Regions from separate parts of the Homo sapiens genome. Here regions 2 and 3 are each linked to region 1. The links are chromatin loops, found by intact Hi-C in ENCODE. Cell type or tissue: mammary epithelial cell. All regions are shown on one strand.

Evidence for each region. A loop is a pair of places that touch in the nucleus more often than their neighbours do. Peaks named below come from ENCODE experiments on the same cell type or tissue, not always from the same donor. Only the 100,000 strongest peaks of a DNase experiment are listed, where the experiment ranks them.
Region 2: it touches region 1 in a loop (4-fold over the local background); 4 of 110 quality-filtered maps call a loop at or near these places.
Region 3: it touches region 1 in a loop (9-fold over the local background); 2 of 110 quality-filtered maps call a loop at or near these places.

Annotation. Positions count from the first base shown.
Region 1 is chr12:46,151,193-46,155,192 of GRCh38, reverse strand. No RefSeq gene overlaps it. Among named protein-coding and RNA genes, the nearest start is that of SLC38A1, 120 kb to the left of the region's middle. In mammary epithelial cell, a CTCF peak has its summit at 1,751; a DNase peak (open chromatin) is centred at 762; H3K27ac peaks cover 377 bases.
Region 2 is chr12:46,981,968-46,985,967 of GRCh38, reverse strand. No RefSeq gene overlaps it. Among named protein-coding and RNA genes, the nearest start is that of PCED1B, 96 kb to the left of the region's middle. In mammary epithelial cell, a CTCF peak has its summit at 1,798 (motif pointing right); a DNase peak (open chromatin) is centred at 1,847.
Region 3 is chr12:46,069,919-46,073,918 of GRCh38, reverse strand. No RefSeq gene overlaps it. Among named protein-coding and RNA genes, the nearest start is that of SCAF11, 81 kb to the right of the region's middle. RefSeq lists enhancers at 1,432-1,481, 2,273-2,492, 1,678-2,877. In mammary epithelial cell, CTCF peaks have their summits at 1,612 (motif pointing left) and 2,396 (motif pointing left); DNase peaks (open chromatin) are centred at 1,608 and 2,388; H3K27ac peaks cover 254 bases.

The DNA.
Region 1 (4,000 bases):
AAGATCATGCTGCTTGCCAAAGAATCATCATAGGAAACCTATGCTACTTCAGAGTTTACATACATAGACAAATACACACATATATACATACAATACACATATATATTCATATATATAAATACACATTTTAAAAAACAGCTTTATTCAGATATAATTTATATGTCACTATATTTACATCATACAATTCAATGGCTTCTAATATATTTTAAGAGTGCAACCATCAGCATAATCTAATTGTAAAATATTTCATTACCCCAAAAAGGAATCTTATACCCATTAGCAGTCAAGTCCCACTTCCAAACTCTCCTCTCCCATCCTCCAGTCTCTAGCAACCACTAATCTACTTTCTGTCTTCACAGATTTGACTCTTCTGTGCATTTCATATAAATGGTATCACGCAATATGTGGTCTTCTGTGGCTAGCTTTTTCCACTTAGCATGAATGAAAGTTTATGCTTTTAAGGCTCATCCATCTTAATCTATCATGTATCTGTACTTCTTTCCTTTTATGGCCAAATAATAATTCATTTTGCTTATTGTGTAAATATACATATATATTATTGTGTGTGTAAATACATATATATATTAAATCTCTATTAATATCTTTTAGAATCATAGTTATAGATTTGGAAGTGGCCTGAGAGGTTATCTATATGCTAGTTCAACCCTTTCATTTATGTATAAGGAACAGCTTAGACAAGTGAGGCATCTTGCCTAAGGCCAAAAGTCAGTGGTTGATGGATTCCAGAATCCCAGACTGATCCCAGTCTGATTCCTTTCTGACTCAGATTCCTTTCTGAGTCAACTGCACTGTTTACTCTTCTAAGGAAAGAAAATAGTTTAAAACCTTTAAGGATATTTTGATGCAGGGAAGGGGACATGGGATGTCTAGTTTCCTGACAGAAAGTGATTGGTTTTTCTTACAGTGAAAGATGTGTTTAATCATTTTAATATGAGCTTCTACCCGGGGAACAACTTCCACACTAGAGACAATCCCCGCCCAAATTCACAGAACTACTGCAGTCCTTGCACAGGAAACATTTGGATTTCATCTAATTTAAATAAATATGTGGTGATATTTTTTCTTTAAGCATCCACAGGCATTCAGAGAGCTACATATGAATATTTGGGCATTATTTCATAAAGCAAATGTTATAGAAAGAAAGAAATTTTCATTTCTTAGGAAGTGACTGGAATAAAAATATGAAACTGAAAAAATGAAATAACAACAACAAAATGTTATCTAAAATGAAAGCAAAGCTGTTGGCAGTTATATATTGTGTGACTTTAATAGTCTGCTTCCCTGCTGGAATCTGACTAGCAATTCCATTTAACCATCTGAGTAATGATTTGTCTTAAAATTTTGCACCTTTTCTATAGGTTTTTGTGTCTTCATAAATGTAGCACTGTGTTTTAAAAAGATAGTGGCATTCTTTGGATATTTTGCTTTTCAAATACAAAGAATGGTGTTGTACACTTTTATACCACTACCCACCATAAATAAATATACCACACCACTATCTTTTTGCTAAGTACATGGTTGATTAATCACTATAGATTAAAGTAATCCCAAATCTAAAAACAATAGTTTTAAAGGCTAGTAGAAAGTGTATCTATAATTTATTGTTGTCTTAACAGTTTAATTTATAAATGAAAGAGTAATTGCAAAATTTTACCTCAAAAAAAAAAAACAAAACCATTTTTGGGATGTGTTCTTTCAATGAGAACAGCACCACCATCTGGAATGCAATAGTTTGTGCAATGAAAGAATTTACATGGTTTTCATTTTGTTTTGTCTTAGGCAACGGGGAAGTAATTTGTCTCTTCCCGAAAGGTTTTACAGGTAAAAATAATGCAAAATTAATATTTTGTTACCAAGTTAAAAATAACTATATTCCTCCTCTCTGACAAGGGATTTCTGTAGTTTGTGTCCGACAGAAATCAATTGATTTTAATGGCATCGGCCACTCATATGATTTTTTTATAGTTCATGTTATTATAAAATTTACATTTCAACAGGGATTTTCTTGGCTATGCATTTTCTCCACAACTAAAAAAAAAAACACATTTTCTTTTCTTTAACCTGAGGTTAAATAAGTTTGATCTGATTTCTTACTTTTTTTCAAAAGTAGTGATTAATCAGAGTATATAATTAAAAAAAGGAAGCAATCCTCTAAAAATTGAAAAATTCATACAACAGTTTTAAGCACTATACAAGCATGCAGAATTATTCTTATCATTATTATATAAATTCAAGGGAACTCTAATAGTGTGGCATATATACACACGTGAATGAAATATAGTTCTGTATAGTCGTTTTACTCAACAGTAAATAAAATTATGCAAGACTTAAGCTCTTCTAAAATTTAAAATACTGTATAATGTTTGTTAAAATCCCTGCTATTCTCATGAATGGAACAAAGCAATTTATTCAAGAGCCAAAAATCACATCCAACACTCTAAACAATCATTTTCTTGTATTAGGACATTTTAGTCAATTGCTTTATTGCTATTGTTTTTCACAAATGAGCCTTAAAACTCAACTCTCCAATGTTCCATTCAGTTGCCAAAATCAATCTCACCCTGCACTGAGCCATGTGCATCCTCTAAAGTGGAGCCAAGAACAATTGTGTTTCCTGAAAAACAAAGGCAAAGATTCTCCACTATGTCAAATGAACACTACAGATAGACATTCTTTCCGATCTATTCCTAATGTCACTTTTGTATTTCAGTTCTCTAGTCTGTGAATATGTTACCATTCAGCTTATTTGATTATGCTTTCTCCTTTACCACTACCATTCTAAAGATACTTAACCTAGTGGCTAACACTGAGCATTTACAGTATACCAGCACTGCAATAGGTGGCTCACATGCATTCATTCATTCTCATGATCATCCTAGGAAGTACGCACTATTACTTTCCCCACTTTTACAGATGAGGAGGCTGAGGTCCAGAGAATTTAAATAAATTTGCCCAAGGTCACACAGCTAATAAGAGGCATACCATGGGTTCCAACACAGATAGTCTGATTTCCTTACCTTAATTTTATGCATCCATCATCAATAGGATATTGGTTTAATAACTTATGATACATCCAGAGAAAAAATACCATTAAAAGTGCAGATGTAGGTCTATATGTATTAATATGAAAATGACCAGATTTATTTTAAGTAAAAAATCAGGTTGCAAAATGCTATGATTTTAAGATCCTGTTTTGTACAAATATTTGTGAGTTGGGTACAGAAAAAAGCCTGAAATGATATATATTGTTAAATGCTAATTGTATTTATCAACAAATAATAAGATTCCAAGTGGGTTTCACTTTCTTTTTGTGAATTTCTGCATTTTATTATTTTAAAAATGATTAGGCATTACTTTTATAGCACTTTTAAAAATGCTACTTTCATTGGGAAAACCAGAAAAGAAATAGACCTTGAAAAATGAGTATGACAACATCCCCTTTTTCTCCCTGTCATTTAGGTCTGTCAGAAATGTTTGTATATATTTGGTGACACCTTTCTAAATATTAGGGAATGCAGAGCTAGGGGGAAAATCTATTTTTATTACAAGTAAATACTTGACATGAGAACTTAACATCTCAAGGTTAATTTAAATATATTAATCCTAGGGATTTTTTTCCCACTAAGATTCAGCAGAAAAGTGTTTATAATCTTCTTAATCATCAGATTTTTTTAAAGATTGCTGACTGGAGCAATGATATTTTTGAACAGTGCCATAAATAGGCTTATGAACTACATGATACAAGGTAAGTCTCTCCTTCAAAGACTTAGCTTCTCCACTCAACAAACAACTATTATGCACCGACTCTGTGCCAGGCACAGACATTACTAAATACATGAAACAAGAGTCTCTACCCTTGAAAGGTTTAAGTTCTAGCAAAAAGTAGACAGCCAAGTAAACACACAGCATGGTTAACTCTGATAAGTGCTTGTATTAGTTAATTTTCACACTGCTATAAAGAAATACCTGAGACTAGGTA
Region 2 (4,000 bases), 830 kb before region 1:
ACTGTTTTTTGTGTTCTATTTGCACAGTAGCTCTTTCTCCAACACTTTACTTTGAGCCTATGAATGTTATTAAATGTGAGATGGATCTCTTGAAGACAGTAGATGTATTTTTTTTTTCAAATTGCCACTCTGTGCCTTTTAAGTGAGGGCATTTAGACCATTTACAGTCAAGGTTAATATTGAGATGTGCAGTTTTGATCCTATCATGAAGTTGTTAGCTGGTTCCTTGGTAGTTTTTATTGCATGGGTTTTTTAAGGGTTTGTAGGCTATATACTTAAGTGTGCTTCTGTGGTAGCAGATATTGCTCTTTTGTTTCCATGTTTAGAACTCTTTTAAGGATCTCTTGTAAAGGTGATCTAGTGTCAATAAATTTCCTTAGCTCTTGCTTCTTTGGAAAATATTTTATTTCTTGTTCACTTATGAAGCTTGATTTGGCAGGATATGAAATTTATTTTTGGTTGAAATTTCTTTTCTTTTCTTTTTTTTTTTTTTTTGAGACAGAGTCTCTGTCGCCCAGGCTGGAGTGCAGTGGCACGATCTCGGCTCACTGCAAGCTCCGCCTCCCGGGTTCACGCCATTCTCCTGCCTCAGCCTCTCCGAGTAGCTGGGACTACAGGCGCCCGCCACCACGCCCGGCTAATTTTTTGTATTTTCAGTAGAGACAGGGTTTCACCGTGGTCTGTATCTCCTGACCTCGTGATCCGCCCGCCTCGGCCTCCCAAAGTGCTGGGATTACAAGCGTGAGCCACCGCGCCCGGCCGAAATTTCTTTTCTTTAAGAATGATAAAAATAGGCAGCGAATCACCCCTGGCTTATGAGGTTTCTGTTGAGACATCCGCTGTTAGTCCCTTTGTATGTGATCTGACCTCTTTCTCTAGCTGCCTTTAAGATTTTTTCTTTGGTGTTGACCTTGGACATTCTGGTTACAATACACCTTGGTGATGTTCATTTTGCATAGTATCTCACAAGTGTTCTGTAGATTTCTTATATCTGGATATTTGCTTCTCTAGCAAGACTAGGAAAACAATATTGAATTATTCCCTCAAATATATTTTCCAGGTTGTTTTCTTTTCCTCCGTTTTTTTCAGGAATGGTGATAATTTATAGGTTTAGTTACTTTAAATTATCTCATATTTTTCAAAGACTCTTCATTTTCAAAAATTATTTTTCTTTATTTTTGTCTGACTGAGTTAGTTCAAAAGACTAGCCTTTAAGCTCTGAAATTCTTCTGCTTGGTTCAGTCCATTGAGAAATCGTTCAATTGTATTTTGAAATTCCTTAAGTGAGTTTTTAAATTCCAGAAGTTATGATTGATTTCTTTTGAAGATGTTTATCTCTTCCTGCATTTCCCGAATTGCTTTAGGAGTTACTTTGTGTTGATTTTCAACCTTAGCTCAGATCTCCTTCAGCTTCTTTGCAATTCATGCTTTGAATTCTTCCTCTGTCATTTCTTAGTTTCCATATTCATTACGGACAATTGCTGGAGCCGTTAGTGTGATCCTTTAGTGGTGTTATTACATTCAGATTTTTCGTTGTGCTAGAATTCTTGCACTGGTTCCTTCTCATCTGGAGATGCTGTAGTTATAATTTTTGTAACTATTTTCCTCCAGGTAGGATTTTTTCTCTTTCCTTCTTCTCCTGTGATATTACTGTTTCTTTCTTCTTTCCCTTTCCCTTACTCCCTGGGGTGTGACTGCAGAGAGTGCTGGGTAGGGTCTTTTGACTTTGCTTTTATATCCCTAGGCACTTCTGTTGGCAGATTTTATATTGGGCTGTGCAGTTCAACCCACAAGCCAGTAGATGGTGCTTTTTGTAAGCGCTGCCTATGGCCAATGATCTGGTTATATACCTGATCTTTGTTTACAGAGAAGCTCTCTGTTGCCTTAGGCAGTAGGCTGATTCTTAGAGTGAACAGTGGTCCAAGTTCCCTTAACGCTGTGGGGTGGGGGGCAAGATGTGTAAGGCTGGACCTGGCAGGTCCATTTACAAGTCCCTTGATGGCAGGGACAAGTACCAGTGCCAATGGGGAATCCAGTGGGCAGCCACCAAGTGCCCAGAAGTGTGTTTAGGCAGGAAGCTGAGAAATCTCCTTGGCCCCAAGTTCTCTGCATGGGGATGGGGTGGGCTAAAGTCCTAATCCAGAAGATTGGGTGCTCCTGAAGCCTAGAGATCTGCCTGGGCTTGAAACAAAGAGGGCCCCTATGCACCCAGATAATTGCACAGGAAGGGTGGAGTGGCTCAGCCTGCCAGTCTAGGCAAGCAGGTGCTTTGGATGCCTGAAGGTCTGCCTGGGTGTAGAGTCGAGATGGCCCAGTTGCACTATGGTCTATGCACAGGAAGAATGCAGGGAGTGAAGCTGCTGTTCCAGGTGAGTGAGTGCTCCAAATGCCAGGAGATCTGCCTGGGTGTGAAGTAGAACTCCCCCTCCTCCCATTCCCCCATAACCCACACAGGATCCCTGCACAGGAAGGGTGGGGTGACTGAGACTGCTAGTCCATGCAAGCAGTTGCTCCACATATCTGGAGATCTGCCTACACGTGGAGTGGAGAGGGCTTCACTGCAGCACAATCTATGCACAGGAAGGCTGGAGGGGTTCAGGTGGCTGATCCAGGTGAGAGGGTGGTCTGAATACCTGGAGATTTGCCTGGGTGTGGATCAGAGAGGACTCCACTGTACTGTAATCTCAGAAGAGCAGGCTGGGGCACCCAACAATAGCACATGGAGACTGGTTCCATGTTACCAAGCTGGCTGTAGCTGCAAGTCTTATTGTCCAGGAGAAACTGCAGCTGTAGCAGCTCTCCTGCCCCAGGCCTGCCACAGTGGAGAGTACAGTTCTAATGCCTTCTGCTGAGGTGATTTTCACAGTTCTGGCTGTGGAGGCCCCTACCCCACTTCAGAGCAGGCACTCCAATCTCTGGCCTGAGACCAAAATACCTGTGAGGCCATCCTGCCGGATTGCCAAATAATGGCTGACATTGTATGCACCAGGATAAAACATGGCGTCCTGCTCTTGTTCCCAGGTCTGATAAAATGGCTTCAGGTTTTCCCAGTGTCTTTCCCTCACAACATCTCCATCTTCATCCCAAGTTAGCTCCAGGGCTTGGGAGAAACAAAGTGCTCTCCTTTGGCCTTGGTTACTCAAATCCCCATTGGAAAGGTGAGTCACAGAGGGAGGCTGTCTGCCTCTTTTGTGTGGTGGGGCTTCACTCACTTATTAGCCAGATGCCATCACAGGGGCTGTTTGCCCACATTTGCCTTCCCAGGATCTGGAGTTTCCTTTACAATTCTGGTGGATTCTCATTTTCCTTCTTGAATTAAAGGTCACAGAGTTAATCTTTATGCCTGAGGCAGGCTAAAAGCGTCTAATTTGCCGTATAGGAAAAAGTATCCCTGCCTTTTAATTGGGATGTTTATACCGTTTAAATTTGATGTGGTAGTTGATGTGGTTGTGTGTAAATCTGCCATCTTGCTTTTATTATTTGTACCATGTGCTCTTTTTTCTCTTTTCTCTCTTTTTTTCTGTCTTATTTTGAATTAATTTTCAAATTAATGGTTGCATTTTATCTAATTTGTTAGCTCATTACCTACATATCCTTATTGTGTTTTTAGTAGTTGCCTTAGGCTTTATGATACACAACTCTAACTTATCACAGTCTACCTGAAAGTGATGTTATACCACGTCATGTAAAGTATAAGAACAATACAACTGTGTACTTCGATTTCTCCCCTTGCTTTTTTTTCTGCTGTTGTTTTTGCACTTTTTATTTCTCTGTATTTTATAAACCCCAACAATATATTGTTATTATTTTCTTCATACAATCACTTATCTTTCAAATAAATTTAATTAATAAGAAAAAATATTGTTATTATACAAATATTTATTATTTCTAGGACTCTTCATTCTTTCATATAGGTCCAGACTTCTGGTATAATTTTTCCTTCACCTGAAAAACTTTTGACGTTTCTTATAGTGCAGATATCTTGGTGATAAATTATTCC
Region 3 (4,000 bases), 81 kb after region 1:
ACATTTAGAGACCCAATCCAGTGTGATAATGAGAACTCCAAACTCCATCTTACTTAGTTTTTTCCTTCTGCAGGCTTGGGTCAGCTCTAGTCATGAAAGTCTGCAATAGGTCATAGAGACGTGGTCAACTTCTCCCTCATTTGCTCACTTTCTTGCTTCAGGGCTAGGTCTGTAGAAAAGGGACTTGGTATTGTCTACTGGTAGTATCGCGATCTAGATGTTCCAAGCTGACTCTTCAATGCTGTGGGTTTCTCAGAGATACCCACAGTGGAAATGTCCCACTGTTGATCCCTTGATATCAGCTGGCTGCTTTCGACACTTCCTTCAGTCCTGGGCTCCAATGAGGTGGGGGCCATCATCCTTCCCACGAGTCCTTTAGGACTAGTGTTTTTCTCAAACAGCTGAAAAATTATACAGTGTATTCCTGTTGTTAGTGGTTTCCCTTATTATTTTAACATTCATATTTTTAAGATCAGCTCTAACAATGTCTAGCATGAGTCAGAATCTGTATCCACTAAACAATCTTAAGAATCATAACAACATTTTACTGCCCTCTGCACTCAACCAATTCACCCATGTTGACTTAAATTTTCTTGGATTTTAATTACTGATTGTAATTAACCTTTTACAATTTATGCTAGTTTCCAGGGTACAAGACCAATTTTTTTTTGAGGCGGAGTCTCTCTCTGTCACCAGGCTGGAGTGCAGTGGTGTGATCTCCACTCACTACAGCCTCTGCCTCCTGGGTTCAAGCGATTCTCCTGCCTCAGCCTCCCGAGTAGCTGGGGTTGCAGGTGCGCACCACCACACCCAGCCAATTTTTGTATTTTTAGTAGGGCTGGGGTTTCGCCATGTTGGCCAGGATGATCTCGATCTTCTGACCTCATGATCCACCCACCTCAGCCTCCCAAAGTTCTAGGATTACAGGCGTGAGCCACCGCACCCGGAACAAGACCAATTTTATAATTTTGTTTTCCTAAACAAATGACCATCTTCCTCTGGATTCCACATACTTTCTTTACTTTGAAGAATTCCTAAAAGCAGATTGGGGTGGTTATCATTGGGAGAAGCAGACAGCACAGTGGGCAAGACCTCTGTGGCTAAGCTCACTGCTCTTCACTGCGGGCTGAGAAGGAGCATTTTTTTTACCTTCCTTTGTTTTCTGACCTGCTGTCATCTGAACATGGTCTTGGCTACTGTTCAAGCCCCTACACCCTACCCCACTTCTTATTCTTTATTTTACTCTCCAGCACTTCCTGTTATTTATTTAATGATTTTAATGTAGAATTCATGGAGGTAGGGAGTTTATTTGTGTGTTTCACTGCAGTCATAAAGCACTTCTCACTCCTAGCCCGGATCCATGAGTTACCTGCCTCAGTCATTGCCCTTAGATAAAGTAAGAAGTTACTTGGTCCATTGTGCCTTAAGGCTCTGGATACTTTGAGATCCTGCTTGTCCCCCTCCACATGGTCAGGCAGAACAGTACTTCCTTATGGTCTATTGCCACCCTGTCTATTGCTTTCACTTCTTAGCTGCCAGTAATTCTCCAGGCGGTTGGAGGAGATGGTGCCTTTTTGGGCTCCCCAATCTCGGGCTCTGGCATCCTCTAGTGGCCATTGACAGCCATGCAACTTCAGCACTGAGTTCCGGGCCTTTGCCTCCTGGCTTCCTCCCAGGTCTCATTGGTAACAATCCAACTGCAGGAGAAAAGATAAAATTGAAAAGGCGAACTCAGCACACTCTCTTCCCATCACCTCCAACATTGTCCCTTCCCCTGCTAGCACTCCTGAAGAAATTCTCAGGCAACTTGGAGACACGCCAATCTTCCTGATTTAGAAGTGTTTGTATCTGGTTTTCAGGCAAGGCACAGAGGGCTGTCTTCTAGGTCTGGAATTTACGGAGGAAGCTGAAGGTGAATAGTGCCTCCCTTTAGCAGTGGACAGACAGGAAACCTCTCTGGCTCCATAGAAGCATTAAGCTGCAGGTTCAGAGTCCCTATCAAATGACACGACTACCAACACTATCTGAAGACTTGCCAGGGAATGTGTGTGTCAGTGACCTTTATCTGCAGGTCAGGTGCCTCCACCTAATACTAAAAGGAGACTATTTAGCTGTGAGGTTTTAGTTCCCAGAAGGACTCCAGTGGGACTTAGTGGGAGGAGGAGGTCATGCATGTTGTTAATAGCTTGGACTTGCCTTTTCTCCAAAGGGCCCCATCTGCTCCTTGCCCAGTGCTCCAGCCACAGGGAATGGTATTCCACCTTCTCGTGGCCGTGGGGTTAGTCGGGGGAACTTCTTCTAAGTAGGTAATTAGAGACTCAGATGCTGGGCAGATCTGCACCTCACATGACAAAGGATGCCATCACGGGAAGAGGAGGGCCTGCTCTTGCCACCCTGTGGCAAGTCAGGGCAAGTCAACAGCAAGTCAAAAGCTCATGACCAGTGATCTCCTAGAACAGAGAGTGGCAAAGTGTGGCCTGTGGGTCAAACCCAGCCTGCCTCCCATTTTTGTATGGTCCGTGAGCTAAGACTGCTATTTACAATTTTAAGTCATTGAAGAAAATCAAAAGAAGAATAAAACTTCATGATGCATGAAAATTATATGAAATTGAAATGTCCAAGTCCATAAATAAGGTTTTACTGGGACACAGCCAAACTGATTTGTTTATACATTGTCTACAGATGCTTTAGTATCACAGTGTCAGAACTGAATAGCTGCAGCGGAGACCACAGGATCTACAAAACCCAAAAGATTTTCTCTCTGGCCCTTGATAGAAAAAATTTGCTAACCTTTTCCCTGTAAGACGCGTGCCCTTGAATTCATCACAGACTTTGAGGGGACCTGATTGGATGAAGTAAAGAATTCATTCTGGAGCCTCATAGAGAATGAGTTTACATTGTGAAGGCCCTAACTGAAGATCTTGTATTTAATCCATTAGTCCTTGGGGAGCCTTCAAAGTTGGTGCCAAGATAAAAGCAGCACATTCTAGAGAATGGCATCAATGGGTGGGAAGAACTGAATGAGAGGAGAATTCTAAGGTAGGGATACCAGTGGTGAGGCATAAGTGTTGAGAGCTTAAAGAGTGTCCAGGAAGAGGAAGAACTGGTTAGTGGTAGAATGCTGGGACAATGGCAGAGGGGAGCAGACAGGCTGTGATCAAAGAAGTAGAGAAAAGGAAGCTGAAGCCATACACAGAATGTAGTCATGAGACACAAAGAGCCTGTGTCTGTGAGACATCAGAACACTTCCAAGGGTAATGAGACTTTGCCAGCTGGCATCACTCGTAACCCAGAGGATCTTGCAGGTAGATTTACTTTTGCTTTCCACTAGCATCTTTAAACATACAATTTAGCACCTGACAGATTATGGACAGGGAGCAAAGAGAAGTAGTTTGAGATTGATGGGCATCATTATGCAAAATCATAGGTAGAAATGGCTGGGGAGCTCTCTAATTCAATAAGTCTCTTCCTAATCCCCCCGAAGTAATAAAGCTTCTGCCCAGACACCTCTGGGCTCCTTGCCATACTTTTCCATTGGATTAACATTTACTGGCATGATCAGAGTTATTAAAGGGAGAAAATCATCATAATTTTCCAAAGACAATAAGGCTCCATAAGTGTTCGTATAAAATTATGTCAGAAGATATTCTATTATTTCAGCTTTGAGAAGTTATATGAGAAAATATTTTCACTGCAGGAAAGGGGAAAACCTTGAAGCTATTTTTTTTAAAGAAAGTACATTGCAAAATGAAAATAACTTCATGATACTGCTTGAAGTTGATATGGGGTAGTATTTCCACTACTCAGAGCTCATTCTCAGTTTGTAAACGTCTTAGCAATTATGAGGTCCAAATTAAACTTTGAGTTTAAGACTTCAGCGAAGTGAACCTCAATGGAAACTATAATTGATTTTTATCTTTCACATTTTTGTTTTAGCATAGACAGATTTTCTACAAGAGTGGTCTGGCCAGCAGTGGTGGCTCACCACCTGTAATCCCAG